2 separate regions of the Mus musculus genome follow, and region 2 is linked to region 1. A link is a loop called in an ENCODE intact Hi-C map of the cell type or tissue named here. Cell type or tissue: gastrocnemius. All regions are shown on one strand. Links, peaks and the distances in the headings refer to the core of each region. The heading gives the core; the rest is flanking DNA. Region 1 holds the start of Gm52034 (a long non-coding RNA gene). Region 2 holds the start of Plpp1 (phospholipid phosphatase 1).

What was found. Hi-C counts contacts between places; a loop is a spot of excess contacts. Peaks named below come from ENCODE experiments on the same cell type or tissue, not always from the same donor. Only the 100,000 strongest peaks of a DNase experiment are listed, where the experiment ranks them.
Region 2: a loop joins it to region 1, with 2.7 times the contacts of the local background. A loop is called at or near these places in 7 of 42 quality-filtered maps.

Annotation. Positions count from the first base shown.
Region 1 is chr13:112,670,635-112,679,195 of GRCm38, forward strand. All of the region lies in intron 2 of Slc38a9 (solute carrier family 38, member 9), which reads left to right. Gm52034 (a long non-coding RNA gene) reads right to left here and starts at 2,733. Exons shown (of 2, transcript XR_003950560.1): 1 at 2,639-2,733; 2 at 1-1,394. In gastrocnemius, for the core only: CTCF peaks have their summits at 3,584 (motif pointing right) and 7,728 (motif pointing left); a DNase peak (open chromatin) is centred at 3,642; H3K4me3 peaks cover 331 bases; H3K27ac peaks cover 577 bases.
Region 2 is chr13:112,795,378-112,803,938 of GRCm38, forward strand. It overlaps Plpp1 (phospholipid phosphatase 1), which reads left to right and starts at 5,400. Exons shown (of 6, transcript NM_008903.2): 1 at 5,400-5,889. The coding sequence starts at 5,832. It overlaps Gm41067 (a long non-coding RNA gene), which reads left to right. Exons shown (of 3, transcript XR_873969.2): 3 at 3,896-3,994. In gastrocnemius, for the core only: no CTCF peak of the experiment used is centred there; DNase peaks (open chromatin) are centred at 5,387, 5,829 and 6,504; H3K4me3 peaks cover 3,580 bases; H3K27ac peaks cover 3,235 bases.

The sequences.
Region 1 (8,561 bases), core at 159-8,158:
AAAAAAAGAAAGAAAAAGAAAAAGGAAAAGAAAAGAAAAGAAAAGAAAGAAGTAACATGCAAAAAGCCCCGAGGCACCAGCAAGATGGCTCAGCAGGAAAAGGCCACTGAGCCTGACTACTTGAGTTAAATCCCCAGGATTCACAGGATGGCGGGAGAGAACTTACCCAAAGAAAGTGTTCAGACCTGCAGATAAATACAATAGCACTTGTGTGTTCACACTCTAGATAAATAAATGAAGAAAGAAAGAGAGGAAAAAAAGATGAGAAAATGAGATAGAAAAATATATAAAATACGCTTGCAGTAGTTTTAACAGGAATGTGCAAAATCTGTGAGAAAAACTAAAATGTTCCTGAATGATGTAACATGGGATTTGGAATATTTCATCAAATCTGAGATGCTGTTGGTTGTCAATTGCGTTTAAAATATACAAAGCCTGGCATAGTGGCACGTGCTTTTAATCCCAACACTTGTGAGGTACAAACTGGCAGATTTCTATGGGTTTGAGGCCAGTGTGGTCTAGAGTGAGTTCCAGGAGAGCTGGGGCTACATACTGAGACTTGACTTGCATGGTGGGCAGGTAGGTAGGTAGGTAGGTCGGTCAGTCAGCCAGTGGGTCAGAAAGACGCACTGATAGACAGACGGACAAAGAGGGTTTGGAACGAAGTTCAGTGGTTAAGAGAACTGACTGTTCTGTTAGAGGACCTGGATTTGATTCCTAGCACACACATACATGATAGCTCACAACTGTCCGTAATTCCAGTCCCAGGAGATCTGACGCCTTCTTCTGTTCTCCATCAACAGTAGCCATGCACATGGTGCACAGACATTCTTGCAGACAAAGCACCCATACACATAATCAGATCATTTCAAAAACCCCAACCCACAACACGCACACACTCACTCACGCATGCTGTGCCCGTGTGTATCATACATGTACAGTACTGGACTTGGAATTTTTGCTGTGTTTTCACTGGAAGAACTCTTGACCGTATGTGTTACTTCTCATTTGTCTCTTATGGAACTATACAAGTTGATCATAGAAACAAAGTGCATTGGTTAAGACATTATTAACACCTCACACTTAAAAACCCTGGCTCTTCTGGATCAGCTTTTGATTTAGTCATCAGACCAGTTGTGTGTCCCTCCTACGTGGACAATTGTCCTTTGGCCGGAAAGAGAGTGGGTGGCTTTGATGACACAGCCTTCCTTGGTTTCTTCAGCAGCACTGAGGCCGCGCGCAGGTTCCCGTCCTTGCACTGTCCCGGTCTCACCAGATGGCGTCATGAGAGGCCTTCTCACTTCCGGTTCCCATGCCTTCCTTCAGTGGTTTGACAGAGATGGCCTGGCAGTCGGATGTCAGCACACCACCAGAAGTAGCGAGCACACTGCCACCTGGCCAACAGTAATTCAGACATCCGGTGTTAGAGATTGTGAGGTGTCCTCGTTTAGAAATGTTTAAGTGCATATATTAGAAAAGTATCTTATCAGTAAGCTATGACAGAAGTCATTGTCTACTGCCGGCAGGAAGAATACAATTGTGATGTAGGGGGGATTAAATCCAGGGGAGAGGCTCTGTCAGTGAAGTATTTGTCACACAAACTTGAGCCCCCATATAAAATCCAGGAGCTATGGTGTGTACCTGTAACCACCACACTAGGGAGGCAGGGACAGATGGCTTCTGGAGAGCATTGGCTAGCGAGGCCAGCCAAATTGATGAGCTCCAGGCTGGTAAGAGACTGTCTCAATAAATAGCAAATAAATAAACAAACCATCTCAAATATGCCACTAAATGAGAGAGAGAGAGAGAGAGAGAGGTAGTTCAATTAGATACCTGATGATGACGTCTGGCCTTTTTATACTTGTGCTCACATATTCTTATGTACACCAGAAAAAAGAATTTAACCCACAAATTTTGTGTGATCCTCCACTCAGATCCCAGCGGCAACTCTGAGGTTTCTGGGTAGCAGAATCTCACTGCCTTACAGCGTCAACCGGTGCCTGCGTGGGGTCATATACGTTGCTAAGATTGAGTGACTAAAATATGTTTTCTTCCAGGGCTGAAAAACTACATTATAGTGTGTTCATACAATGAAATATTTTTCATCTAATAAAAAGGAGGTGGGCTTATGACATACCAAAATGAAACAACTCTTCGAGTTATTTTGTTAAAAGAAAAAAGTGAGTTGCAGAGCAGTATGTATAGTCTGCCACCATTCATGTAAAGTTGCTCGCTGTATTGTAGACAATACAGTATGTGCAGATGGAGTCGGGAAGGCTTGGGTGGCTGAGAGGAGCTGCACAGCTGAGGTAAGGGAGCCTGGTGCATAGAGTTAGTAGGTCCTCAGTACCCAGTCAGTGACTACCCTCGTTGCTATCAGCAGAATGTTAGTCTAGATAAGAGCTGCAGCTATTTCCAGCCCAGGAGATAAGAAAGATTGCAGTGAGCTGATCCTGGCGGTATTGTTATCATTTCTTCCGATAGTTGATGTTTCAGTTTTTCTTGTAGCTAAAACTGGTAGTGTGAAATTTATCCCTGAAGAAAGTGTCGTTAACAGTGGCTATCAGAAGAAACAGAGAAATCGATAATTGTGATTCTCACTGGTATATTTCAGTATTAGTGAATGTAGTCCACTTACAAATGCTGACTGAATGCTTAGAGTTTTTCTTGAAGCTTCTAAGTTCTGTGATAAATAATTGGCCACTGTGACAATGAGTCATAGGTCATTAAAGTGCATTCCATTATGACAAGTCGGCAGTTCAGTTCCTTGAAATTTTAATCTAACAGGGTATATTAAATGGAAATACATTTTCTATAATGAAACTTCAAAAAGGAAGGAGTCCGCTATTTTCAATCCTGGCGTAACTGGTAAGAAAGGAGAGCAACCACTTGTAAGAACTTAGCAGTCCTTGTTGCTTCTGCTTGTGGGATAATCTCTGCTGGAGAAAGCAGAGACTATTAGATGAGAAAAAGTATGTGAGTACTTTAAGACATTGTTCCTGCTGAGGGATAGAGTCTCCAACTTTCCATGTAAATAAAATGTAGACAACTAGTATCAAGCTTCAGTTCTTTGAGTCACCATGCTCTGGTGCCCCCTTGTGTATATACATCTCTCTCTCTCTCTGTATGTATGTATGTATGTGTATATACACACACACACACACACACACACACATATATATATATATATATATATATATATATATATATATATATATATACATATATATATATATACACATATACATATATACATGCATATACATACATATACATACATACATACACACACACACACACACACACATATATATATTATAATTGGATGTTTCTTAGCAGTCTGCTCCCCTTCCAGCTCTGAGTTCATTTAGCTTTATCTCATGTTTGTAAAGTGAGGACTTTAGAGTGCTTATACTTGTCTATTGTATATTGCTATATACACCAGCCAGTCAGCGTTCACGATTGTGGTGTCAAGGGTCATCCTGCACTTGGGAAACTTTGGCTATAGGATGATGGGAGACAACATTTGATGTCTGAGTATTTCTTGGCCTACGGTTAGCTTGTGTTATTTTTCTACCTCCCACTAGGTGGCATTCGCGTCTTACATGTAAGACTTTTAGCTGGCACAGACTAAGGGGTTGCAGGCCAAGCATTTTGACAAGTGGAGTCTAAAGCAGGCGGAGGAAGGGCTGTGCCGTTGTAAGCTGCATGCCATCGGCATGTGGATCATTTAGGTGCATTATAAAAAAGTAAGGCCCCTGTTTCTTCAGCACGCCTCCCTCTGATGCTATTTTGTCACCTGTTTGGAGAGAGAATGAACAATAAAAAAGTAAATGGAAGAGCAGAAAGGTCTAGAAGTCTGCTGTGTTCTATTCGATACATTCTACTGGGAATGAGCAGGCTTTTCTCAGGCTTTTGGAGGCTACTAATGAGCTGGTACTCAGGGTAGCCTCATATTTTCCTACTGCTCTGTGACTATGCCCTGGGAAAGTTGACCACCCCAGCCAGCCAACAAAGTTATGAAATGGTTGATTTTTAATTTCTTTCCAGTTCTGGGTATTGAACCCATGGCCTTGTGTATTGCTACGCAAACCCTCTACTGTGGCTTGGCTCGGTTTTTAGCTTTCCCCTTCTCTGTGTGTCTTTGTTTCCCCTTTCCTTCTGCTGCTCCTTATAGGCCCAGGGTGACACCGTAAGGCAGGAGCTCACTCAGGCCCCAACCCCCTAAGCATGCTCTGTACACAGACTTTTCTCCTACAGCTTACTTACCAGCACTCGGCTGCTCTGCTCTTGTAGGACTCTGTTGCCCACTTGGTATCAAAATGGAGAATAATCTGATCTATCAGAGATATCATCTATTAAACTCACAGGGCTGTTTTCATTTCAACACCAAAACATCTCAAAATACCAAATCCTAACATTCAAGCTTTTGCTATTGAGGATGTTGTAGTGCTCTAACAAGCCACCATTAATTGGATATCTCAAATGCACAGCTTCCTCACACCCTTGGAGTGTGTAAGATACATTATGGCACCTTGCTGTTTAGGGTACCTACAGTCTGTGCATTTGTGAATCAGCCTCTCTATTTCTCCTCCCACAAATGCTGTCACTGTAGATCAGCCTGAGTTGACAGTGGGTATTTGCGGCCCTAGGAGAGAGGAAGACTCAAGCCGTTTCCCAAGGCAAAGTAAAATGTTTAATAGATGCTGGCGTATGGCAGCAACTGGAAGTGGTTACCCGGTGCTTGATGATTTTATAGTTTGGGATTATATAGGCAACAAAAATGAGAAGAATTCAGGCAGTGGGAGACAATGTTCTTAGCATGCACAAGGCCCTAAATTTGATCTTAAAACTTCCTAAAAAGAGGAAGGGGAGGGGGAGAAAAAGAGAAATTGATTTTCCCAGGAGGGCTAGTGTGCTAAGCTACCATGAATTACACGATGAAGAGCTTGCCACCAAGCAGTCATAACTAGATGGACAGGACCTCAATTGTTGCTGGTATCACTGCGCTGGGGCAAGCATACAAATTGTATTACTCCCTCCATCAAACCCATCTCTCCCCTCTCTCCTCTGCTCCTTTCCCTCCCCCTCCTTTTCCCTCCTTGGCCCAATTTTCTCCATACTTTCCCACCTTCTCCTCTTTCTTTTGTCCCTCAAAGAACTATATTTTTGCCAAATGCTTAAGGAAAGAAAATTCTTGGTCTTAGTGTTAGAGGCACCTTAAATTTGCATGTGACTTTGTTACTTCACTAGATGAAGTTTTTTTTCTAGTCTCATTGGAATCCTCTTATTCTCTCAAATGCTTGGTTTCTGTGCCTTTTCCCTTCTCTCCCTCTGCCCTAGACATCTTTTTAAACGTTTCCCCTTCGGTCGGTATCTGCTCAGCTCACCTGAGTTTAGCCCTTTAGCCCTGTCAGCTCCGGGGTGTTTGCGTGTCTGTTTTGTTTTCTTCCCACTCCTGGGAAGTTCGTTGTACTTTATTGTACTTTCTCCCTCTCTCACTGACATTAGTGAGAGAAGCCCGAAGACCAAGGGAGCTTTTGGAGGTAATTGATACTCCGCAGGGTCAAGTCAAAGTTATTTTGTTGAGCAGAAAAAGTATGAAGAGTTAATGAAGAGTTAAGGCAAAAAAAACAAAAACAGAAACAAAACCCTTATCTGTCTGGTCAGTGTTAGGTCAAGGGTGTAGTCAGAAGGAATTTGTGGGTGCAGTATAATATCACCACCACCAGAGCTTGGAGCCAGTAGTGGTAACAAGAGAGTCAAGATGGCTTTCAACAGGCTAAAGGCCGGATGCTAATAATGTACGTGAAATGGGTCTGGGGTCTTAGGAAGACAGCTTAAGTCTGTGAAGACCTCGCCTTACAAGCATGAGGTCCTGATTTTGATCCCCAGAAACCCCATGAGGAGGTTGGTGCAGTGACACATGCTTGAGATCCCACTGCTGGGGAACGAGATGGATCTCACGTACATTAAAGATAATGTTCTCAGAGGAAGCTAGATACGTGTCATATCATGGCAGCACGGTGGCACAGCCTGCAATCCCAGCTCTTGGAGCTGGGAGGCAAGAGGATTGTGAGTTTCAGGCCAGTCTGAGCTACAAGAGACCCTATCTTAAAGCATCAAAAAAAAAAAAAAAGAAAAAGAAAAAGAAAGAAAAAATTAGAAAATGATACCATGTGTGATTGTTATTCTGTCTTATGTAAAGATCAAAAGGAATCAAAACCAAAATGCACATGTCCATCATTCACGCATGTTTCTCAGCCATGCACCAAAATGTTGCTGGGTCATTTAGTTCGTTCTGCAGTGTTCAGATTGAATCCAGAGCCTGCTACATGCTAAGCAAATGCTGTACTACTGAGTAATGAACCCAGCACACCAGCAATTATCTCAACAATGTTTACATTATCTGCAGTATATATATATATACATATATATGTGTGTGTGTGTGTATGTATATGTATATATATGTATGTATGTGTGTCTGTGTGTATGTATATATATATATATATAACTTTTCTGATGAGATACATTACTTTTCTGATTTATAATACAAACACGATATTGAAGGATAAGCTGGCTTTCCTTAAGTTTTTGTTTAAATCGCCTGTGCTTCTGTAGGATCATGTTCATTTTCTTCCTTCCTTCTCTCCCTCCTCTTTCTTACTGTGTTTTGTTTTGTTTCTGATTGGGAAGGTTGGGAGGAGGATCGTACAAGAGCTATAGAATGAAGCCTGGAAGCATAAGGAACTCAATCCCATCACACAGAAGCAAGCATTGCTAAGACTGTCCTGGGAGCTGCCTTTCTATGATGCTCTAGTGTATAAAGTGGATGTGAGCCTAGTCAATTGGAACTGAAATCACAAAGGAGTATGGCTTCCCTAAGTCGTTCCCTGTTTGTTTGTGTGTCTCTCTATCTTCTCTGCCTTCCTCTTTTATATTTTCCTCTCTTGTCCTCTTTTGTGCTTTTCTTTCTCATTTCCCTTTCTTTCTTTATTCCTTCCTTTTGCCAGCAAACACTAAGTTTCCACTGTATGCTAGATGCCTTATACATCCGGTGTTTCCTTCTATCAGAAATATTGAAGCAGGATGACTCAGTGGTTAGAAATATTTTTAAAAATATGTGTGTGTCTTCAAAACTTACTTTTCACCCGGAAAATGCTAGTTAAACCCATTCTGAGCCAGCATTCCCAAGGACCCCGTGGAATCATAGCATTCTGGATGTTCATGCTGGTGCTGTTTGTGCTGCTAAGGCCTAGAGCAGCGTTCTTAGCCTTCCTAATGCTGTGACCCTTTAATACAGTTCCTCATGTTGTGGTGACCCCAAACCATGACATTATTTGGTTGCTACTTCATAACTGTAATTTTTCTACTATCATGAATCATAATATAAACATCTGATATGTGGGATATATTATAGGCAACTCCAAGGGGGTCATGACACACAGGTTGAGAACTGCTTGGGGTGGGAGCTCTGCTGATGCTACTCTGTGCAAGCTGTAAGAGTCTAAGTTGAACGAGGCCTAGGGCGGCCTAGATGATAAACATCTCTAAGGAAAGACCTATATAGCTGCTCCCTGACATAAATCTGATAATGGCATGCAGGAAGTCCTGCTTCAGTTCTGAGTCCCTGAAGGGAACATAGGTTCTGAGGAAGAGGCAGCTCAGAGCTCTTGTTCCTATAGAGGAACCAGGTTCAAGTTTCAGCTCACTGGCGGCCTCTTCTGGCTTCCAAGTATACCAGGCACACATACAGTGCACAGACATACACAGGCAAAATACAGAAATCCTTCAGAAACGGTTAAGGGGAATGATTAAAAGGCTCATGTTCTTCAGTGCTTGTATAAAAGTGTTCATAGTTTTGTTTTTTCATTTCTGAATCATTACAGTAAAATGGCAAAAGCGGGCCAGGTAAGTGGCAGTTGTCTGAACTAGAAGTTCAAGGCCACATAGGCAGCATATTTTTTATTAATATATTAATTTACTTTACATCCCAGTCACAGCTTCCTCTCTTCTCTCCTCATCTTTCCTTCCCGCAACCCTCCCACCATCCCTTTTCTGAGACAAGGCTCAGAAAAATAGAGACCTCCCATGGATATAATCCCTCCTAGGCATATCAAGTTGCAGTAGGACTAGGCATATTTTCTCCTATTGTGTCTAGGCAAGGCAGCCCAGTTAGGGGACAGGGATCCAAAGGCAGGCAACAGAGTCAGAGACGGCTCCCGCTGTTAGGAGTCCCACGTGAAGACCGAGCTGCACAACCGTTACATAGGGTAGCAGATTTTTAAAGGCAATTTTAGTACCACATATAGAAATTAAAAGCAAGATATTTTCCTCTTTCTCTGTCTCTTTCTCTGTCTCTGTCTCTGTCTCTCTCTCTCTCTCTCTCTCTGTGTGTGTGTGTGTGTGTGTGTGTATGTGTGTGTGTGTTTATTCTCAATTCTTCCAATATGTCAAGTTTCTAAAGAAAGCAAAGTTCAAGTCAGTGGTAAAATTTGGTTAAGTTTTGGTTAAAATGGTAGCCACTAGCCTATCATGTTTTTATTTCCCTACTCCTCCCT
Region 2 (8,561 bases), core at 562-8,561, 130 kb after region 1:
ACATCTCAACTCTGTACTTCCTTCTCACCCAGAAACTCACTGTTGGTGTGGTAGAGGGCCAGGAAAGAATCCGAGAGTCACCTCCCTATGGCATCTCTCCAGGGCTCCCACTCCAGTCTGTAAGCCTGCTGTACACCAGCACACTTCTGTACAATACTGCATTCATTCAGCTATGTGCCTGGCTTTCTCAGTGGGTGGCAGGCTACTTGAGAAAAATGTCCTTTCCTGCTCATTTTGACCCTTTCACAACTGTGTCCTGAGACTGGACTACATTGTTAGATCAATGAAAGTTGCACAAATCACTCAATCGTTGGGGAAGGCAAATAAGCTCACACCTATTAGAATTATGAGTACCCAAAAGACAAAAGATTCAGAACAGTGGATATATGGTGATACAAGAATTTTTATATACTATCTGTGGGGTGTAAATTAGCATAACTGTCATGGAATTTCTCCAGAACATTAGGAATAAAATTACCCCATAAACCTCCCCCCCAACAAATCCCACAGCTGGGTGTATGTATATCCAAAGAAGATGAAACTTGTATATTGAAGAGACATCAGCACATCCATGTTTATGGCAGCACTGTCTACATTGGTCAAGACATGAGATCAACAGATATGTAAGCGGAGAGCAAGAGAGAGACGGAGAGAGTCTAGTTATTAAAAGAATGAAATCCTATAATTTGTCACACATGGGAACCTGGAGAACACATACTTAAGTAAGTCAGGCACAGAAGGAAAACTAATGTCTGGTCTTGCTCATGCATGGAATCTAAAGATGATCTCAAGCGGAAGACTGTCTGGGATGGTGCTTGCCAAAGGCATGAGTGATTGCGAAGAAGAGAAAGGGAGATGCTGACCAACGGTTAAACAATTACAGGCGGATGGGGTAGGGAGAAGAAGACCAGGGTGGGCAATTATATAGATACGAAAAGTAGATAAGTGATTGCCTAGGGCCCAAGGATGGGAGAAGAGAAATCCGAAAGGATCACTCGTCAATAGCGCTAAAGTTTCTTTCCTGACTGATCAAAATGTCTTACCATCGATCATGATCCGTCAACTCTGAGAACATACTCAAAGTGTCAAGGCTATATACTTTCAACAGGTGAACTGTAGGATAGATGAGTTAAAAGTTAGACAACGTATTGTTATTGTGTGTATATAATACGTGTGCATGAGGAGGGTCCACTTGTGCCATGGTGCACGTGCGGAAGTCAGAGGACAGCTTTAGCAGTCAGTGCTCTCCTTCCACTTTTGGTTCTGGGGCTTGAGCTCAGGTCGTTGGGCTTGTACTGCAAGAGCTTTTATGTGCTAAGCAATTTTGCTGGCTTGTGAATTATCTAATAGAACTGTTTTTTCTTAAATGATATTAAAATGGAGGAATAAATAATGAACAAGGGCATTGATCAGAATTTGCTCCTGCTTTTTTTGGGGGGTAGGGATATTGGAGGACTGAGTGTCTCTTACTCCGTAACCCAGACTAGCTCATAACTTTTTAGTAGCCTAAACTGGCCTTGAACTCAGGATCCTTCTGCCTCTGCCTCTGCAGTGCTGGGAAGAAAAGTGCAGCTTTTCTTCCTCCTCCTCCTCCTCTTCCTCTTCTTGTTCTTTCCTTTTTCATTGAGGTCTTGTTATGCAGTCCAGTTAACCTTGAAATGAGTGCTGACATTTAGTAAGATATTTTGAAAATTCACCTGTTTGGTTTTGTTTGTTTGTTTGTTTGGTGTGCCAGCAAGTGTGAGTGTGCACGTGTGTGTTTTGTGTGAACACGTTTGTGCTTGTGTAGGCCAGGTACCAAGCACTGTCTTCCTCAATCCTGCTCTACTTTATTTCTTTCGGACAAGGTCTCTCACTGAACCTGCAGCTCCTGAGAGGCTGGCCTGGCCAGGTAGGAAGCTCCAGGAACCGGATGTCCCCACCTCCTCGGTTATGGGGTTACAGGTGCTCACTGATAGTTTAGAATCTCTCTCTCTCTCTCTCTCTTTGTTTTGTTTTGTTTTGTTTTGTTTTGTTTTGTTTTGTTTTGTTTTGTTCTGTTCTGCTTTTCAAGACAGGATTTCTCTGTACATCTCTGGCTGTCCTGGAATTTAGCCTGTAGTTCAGGCTAGCCTCGAACTCAGAGATCCACCTGCCTCAGCCTCCTGAGTGTTGGGATTAAAGGCGTGTGCTGTCCAGCTACTGTCTGGCTAGCTATGCTCAGATTTTTGCATGGGTGCTGCGAATCCAAACTCAGGTCCTTGTGTTTGCATAACAAGCCTTTTACCAACTTAGCTATTTCCCTCGCTCTTGAAACTTCACATTTGAATGAAACACTTTAGAAGTAGATATTTCTTCTAATTTCGAGTGGTTGCTATCTATAATAGCTTCAGTTGACTTATTCCATCATCCAATATGTCTCTGGAGTCTAGACTTTAGGATTACAGACAGTTATGCTTGGATGAAAGGTTCTTGGTACCAGTTCTTTATAGGTGATGCATGCACGGTATATTGTGTTTTATGTCACCTAACACAACCAATGTCTTGTCTGAAATTCAGTGAGGCTAGGTTTGACCACCTGAGTTCATGTGATGACAGCCTGGTCTCTTTTATAAAAGTAACCTTTCTCTCTTGTCAATGATAAACTATGGATGGGCAAATGGTAGAACATGGCCCTCTAAATTCCTATCACCCTGTTTCCTAACAGGGTTAACATCTGCTCATTCATAGTCTGCTCATTTATCAGTTCCCACCTGTCCTGGCTAGGTTTTTGTTCTTGTTTTGTTTTGTTTTTTTGTTTGTATTTTTTTTCCGAGACAGGGTTTAGCCCTGGCTGTCCTGGAACTCACTTTGTAGACCAGGCTGGCCTCGAACTCAGAAATCCTCCTGCCTCTGCCTCTCCAGTTCTGGGATTAAAGGCATGCGCCACCACGCCAGGCCAGAGTTCATTTGTTGTTGTTGTTGTTTTCAATTTGACACAAGCTACAGTAATCTGGGAGGAGGGAATCTAGATTAAGGAACTGCCTTCATCAGACTGACCTATAGAGTCTGTAGGGCATTTTCCTGATTCATGATTGATTTGGGAGGGTCCTACTCACTGTGGGTGGTGCTGGTCCTGGGTGGTATTAGAAAGCTGGGGAGCAGGCCATGGGGAGCAGGCCAGTAAACAGTTTCTCCACTGTCTCAGCCTTGATTCCTACCTCGAGATTCCTGCCTTTAATTCCTGCCCTGACTTCCCCTCATGAGAGATTACAACTATAAACTTAAATAAACCCCTTCGCCCCCCAAGTTGCTTCTGTTCATGGTCTTTATACAGCAACAGAAACCAAACTAGGATGGTAGCTATCTGAAAGGAGATTTCCCATCAGCGGAACTAAAAAACTTCCATGTATGGGCAGTTGTCCCGGAATTCCTGATTCTCTCGCTTCCGGTCTTCAGTGTTAGAACTACAGGTGGATACCACCGTGTCCAACATCTTCATCTCAAAGCTGTTTAGGGAAGCCATCTTGCCTAGACTATACCTGGCACATAGTATGTGCTTGATAAAAGTTTAAAAAAAATAGTCATCTAAATGTATTATGACCTGTAGCCTCCCCCAGCCTCGAAGCAGGCTGATCCAGACTTTGACCTTGCTGCCACTACGGAGATTACCTAGGGTGGAGCCTTTCGACCTAGATGGCTCTATTGTTCTGTCAATTGCCACTGGTCTCCTCCAAGACACTGCTACCTGCTGAGAGGGCCCTGAGATATTCAGGAGGAACATCCTATCCTGCATGTCGCCTACAGGCTGGCTCCAGACACCAAGAATGGACTGGGCGGGGGATGGGCCTTCCCCTTATAAGCACACTCTCTTAGTAAACTGGCGAGACTTGAACAGGGAATCGTTTTGGCTTCATTATTTCTCTCGCCGTCTAAGTCTTTTTCAGCCCCAGCCTGCCTTCCAGGTGTACCCGGTTCAAGTAGGCCGCGGGGCTGGCATACAACAATGACCATGCTACCTAGGACTCTTGTAACTCTGGAGGTAAGGAAAACAACGAAATAATAATAATAATAATAATAATAATAATAATAATAATAATAAATAATAATGCCACATCTTTTTGCGTGTAAATTGTTGAGAGCTTTTAGAAACAATTAAAATAAGTTGAAATTTAAAAATCCATATATCTTTAAAATAAGAATATACTTTTACAAATACACATTTTTATGGCTTATAGTTGCACTTGGAAACACATCTGACTCCCCTTGGGAAGTAGCATCTTTCCACTCACTGGTCTTTTGGGATGCTTGGCAGGAAATACCTGAGAAAACAGAAGGCACATTCTGTGATTTGTATTTTACATCTTCCTATAAGAAGAAAAACCCCAGGGGTGCTGGCTCATGCCTGTAACGCCTTGGGAGGTAGATGCAGGAGTTAAGACCATTTTCGGCTACACAGCCGAATGTGAGGCCTGCCTGGGCTAAAGGAGTCTCTGTCAAAAAAAAAAAAAAAAAAAAAGTCTTGAGCAAGGAGGAAACCATGTATTGTTAAGATTGGTAGTGGTGGTTTAACTCTTTATAAAGCAATTGTCACATTATCTTCTCTGAGTCTCACCACTTCCTCTTAATTAGAATAGACAGCGGGGATCATTGAGATCCTCTTTTTACACATTTGGAAACTGAGATTACTAAATGTGTTCTGGAGGCCTCCTGGGAATGGGTACGGGGACTGCCACTATTGAATCATTGATATTTCTTAAGACATAGTTAACTCTATTGTTTGTGTGAGCATGGCTGAAGCTGCGCTACTGATCAAAAATAAGGCCCCTCCGTGCTAAAGCCAGAGCTCTACCATTGAACAAGTCTCCAAACTCCTCCCAAGTGAAGTCCCAACGAAGTCTATTGCAGTAGGAGACATGACTTGCAGTTAGCGGAAACTGAGCTGGAGATTCGAAGTCAGTGAACAGAACATGACTAAGAAGACATTAATGGCAGGGGTATTCTTGCTAAGGGTAGACTGCGGATTTACGTACACCAAAGGCGGGAGGGTTCAGATATTAAGTATTAGAATATCAAGAATGACCAGAGGGCAAGAAGGATTCTTGCTAGAATGAAGCTCAGCTACGACCAACAGGAAGGCCAAGGTGCAGGCCCCTCACAGAAAGGGGCTTAGAGGTAACTCATTTAAACAGTTTGGAGGGAGAGCCCATGGGAGGAGAAGGATGGCGGGCAGCAGGAGCTATGGAATGGTGTATCGGGGTCTGGCTCTCCTTTAAAGGAAGCATCGCCTAGCACTAAAGGGCTGAATGGACTAAAGAGAGGACTCCCAATCCCTGCAATTGGCCCCGCCCCGTTAACCAGCTTCCAGATTCGGGGCGGGCTCCGCAAGTCGGCGGGGCGGGGCCGATGGCGCTGATTGGCTGTCTGCGCTGGCCTGGGTTTCGTCCCCGCGCGCTGCAGCCGGCGAGACCGCGCACTGGCCGGAGCGGCGCGCCTGGGGCGGGAGGAGCGGTGTTCCTCCAGTCCTCATCCTTAGAGCTCGCCCGGCCTGTTGGAGAGGGCACAGGGCAGCGGAGGGCGATTGGCCGCGACGAGCCAGCACTGAGAGAGCAGGCGCCTGAGGCGACAGATCGGCGGCCACTGGCCCAGTACCGGGTCCGTGAAGGGAAAAGTCCGGGACACGATTGCCCTCGGTGGCAGGGCGGCCCAATCCAAACTGCCCTGGTCCCTGCTCCCGTCAGTCTAAGAGGCTCGCAGTCGCTTGGGGCGGCCGCCATCCCGAGGGCGGGGCTCTGGGAATTGGGTATCTGGACCGCCGCGGTCTGTTCCTCCCGCCACTCGCACCAGGTGGTGACACCATCCAGCCGGTGACCATGTTCGACAAGACGCGGCTGCCGTACGTGGCCCTCGATGTGATTTGCGTGTTGCTGGGTACGTAGGCGCCGCGGCCCGGGGGTCTTCCAGGCGGAGCCGCGCACCGGTGTGGGGTGGGTGTGCCCGGCGTGCGCGCGCGCGCGTGCGCCGGTGGCTGCGGAGAGAGTTGTGGGGAGCCGTTTGCGCAGCTCGGGGGGCCGGGGCTGGGTGGGGGTGGGGGTGATCCCCGCTTCTGCATCCAACACTCTGGCTCCAGCGTGGGCTCTCCCTGCCTGTCTGCCGGTGCGCTGAGTCTAGCCCTGCTTGGCCTCTGTTCTCGCCTGTGCTGTTACCCTCTGTTTCCCGGCCCACTCTAACAGGCAGGGTGGGCTCCTCCCTCTGCACCGTGCAGAGAATCCTGGTCTCTGGCTCATCAGGTTCTGCAGCGAAGCTGGAGGTTCGGTACACTCGGACTTTTCCCTCCCTGGGAACAGGCAGGCAGGCAGGCAGGCAGGCTTCAGTGCCCAGCTTATCATAACTTGGTGAGAAGCACTTGAAAGTTTTCTTCGTCTATAAAAGGTTTAGAACGTTCCTAATTAGAAGGCGTCGTCAGGTTGTAAATTGTCAGGTTGCAGGAGCGATGGAGATGGCCAGGTTTCTGCCTGATGAGGTCTGAAGAAGCTTGCTTTTCCCCATCCCATCCCGTAGAAGTCCTGCTATTGGCTTATAGCGCAGCCCTTGCCTTGGTGTGCCTGTCTCCTGTGACAGCCTGGCACGGAGCGCCTTTAGCTTCTTTAATTTCTTTAGCTACAGCAAAGTTAAGGTTATTTCCCTGGTGGAAGACTTCAATTCTGGGGTCTTTCGTCTCCAGATGTTTTTTTTTGTTTTGTTTTGTTTCTCCTTCAGGAGAAACAAAAACAAAACTTCCCAAACCTCCAAAACTAGAGTCATCTTGTCAAGGGATAGGCATGGAAGGGGTAGCTTTCACTTTTTTTCTTTTTCTTTTTTCTTCTTTTTTTTCCTGTATCGTGTCTGTCACTTGTAGACCATTGGGTCAGGCAATTTACCTAGTTGTAAGCTGTTGGAAGTTTGGGTGGTGGGACTCTGGTTTAAGTAACTGACATAGTCCTGGCGAGTTTTCAAGGCGACTGAACTAGTGGCTTTTGCATCCTAGATACAAATCAGCATAATGGTTCCTCAGAGATAGGAAATTTCCCCAGGCTTTAACTTAATCTCGCTGTTCTAGACTATTCCTCTCTCTTGCTTCCAGCCTGACCATTTAGGTGCCTATAATCTTATAAAATTGTTAAAATTTTAGTACCTGTTTTTTTTAAATGCATTTTCTCTCTCTCTCTCTCTCTCTCTCTCTCTCTCTCTCTCTCTCTCTCTCCTTCCTTCCTTCCTTCCTTCCTTCCTTTCTTTCTTTCTTTCTTTCTTTCTTTCTTTCTTTCTTTCTTTCTTTCTTTCTTTCTTTCTTTCTTTTTTGAGACAGGGTTACTCTGTATAGCCCTGGCTGTCCTGGAACTCACTTTGTAGACCAGGCTGGCCTCAAACTCAGAAATCCGCCTGCCTCTGCCTCCCGAGGGCTGGGATTAAAGGCGTGTGCCACCACGCCCGGTTTAAATGCATTTTCTTAAAGAGTTCCTTTTTTTTTTTTTTTAAAGAAACTTCTTTATTTGGAAGGACCCCCCCCCCCCCCCCCCCCCGCGCCACCTTTCATTGAGGAATTCACTCTGCGGGATTCAGTCTTAGGACATCCATTAGGATGTGGTGACCTGTAGCCCAGGCACTTGTGGTGCAGAGGTAGGAAAATGTTTAGTTCAAGACCAGCTTGGGCTACCTAGGGAGAGCCCGGGTCACTAACCAAGAACAGCCTTTATAGAAACATCTTTTCAGATATCGGGGTAGATTATTTTAAGTTATTAGTTTATGAACTATTTCCCCGTTCTCTCTTTTCTGCCTTCTTTCCTTTCCCTTTCTTCCCTCTCTCCTTTCCTTCTTTCTTCCTTCTTTCTAGATAGGGTCTTGCTGTGCAACCTGGTTTGGAACCTGTGTCCTCTTCTTCCTCGGCCTCAGTGCTGGGAATATCGGCACGCTCTCCCGTGCCTGGCTAAAGTATGGTGTTGCTTTTCTACGGACCCAACATTGATGAGGAGCGCTGAAAACAATAGGGCCTCACAGCTAATGTTAATAACATGAAGCCATATGGTAGATTTATACTTTCTAATTATACTTTGTAATTTCTAATTAAAATTAATTAATTTTGTTTCAGTATACCCAAGCACAGTGCTCCTAGTCCTCCCCCCCACCCCCCCCCCCCAGATCCACTCCTCTGTTTCCCCTCAGAAAAGAGCAGGCCTCCCAGGTGTATCCACGGAACATGACATAATCAGAGACAGTGAGATTAGCCACGAACCCTCATATCAGGGCTGGAGGGAAGTTGATGTGGTTGCCTGGTGCCCTGTCTCATGTTTGTAATCCCATCCCTCACATGGTTAAAATAGGAAGATTCCTGAGTTAGAGGCTGGTCTGGGTTGCGCAGCGAGTTCGGGTCAGCCTCAAATTTCTATTGAACAAATAAACTGACAAAGATCATGTACAGTGGGAAAACACATATGCAGTGCAGTTTTATTAATTCTGTTTTCTGCCAGGTGGCCTATATTTGCAACATGACACATCCTGTTGACCTCTGAGTCATCTTATAGTAATGTAATTGGCCTTACAGTTTCAGGAATATGCTCTCCTAAGCC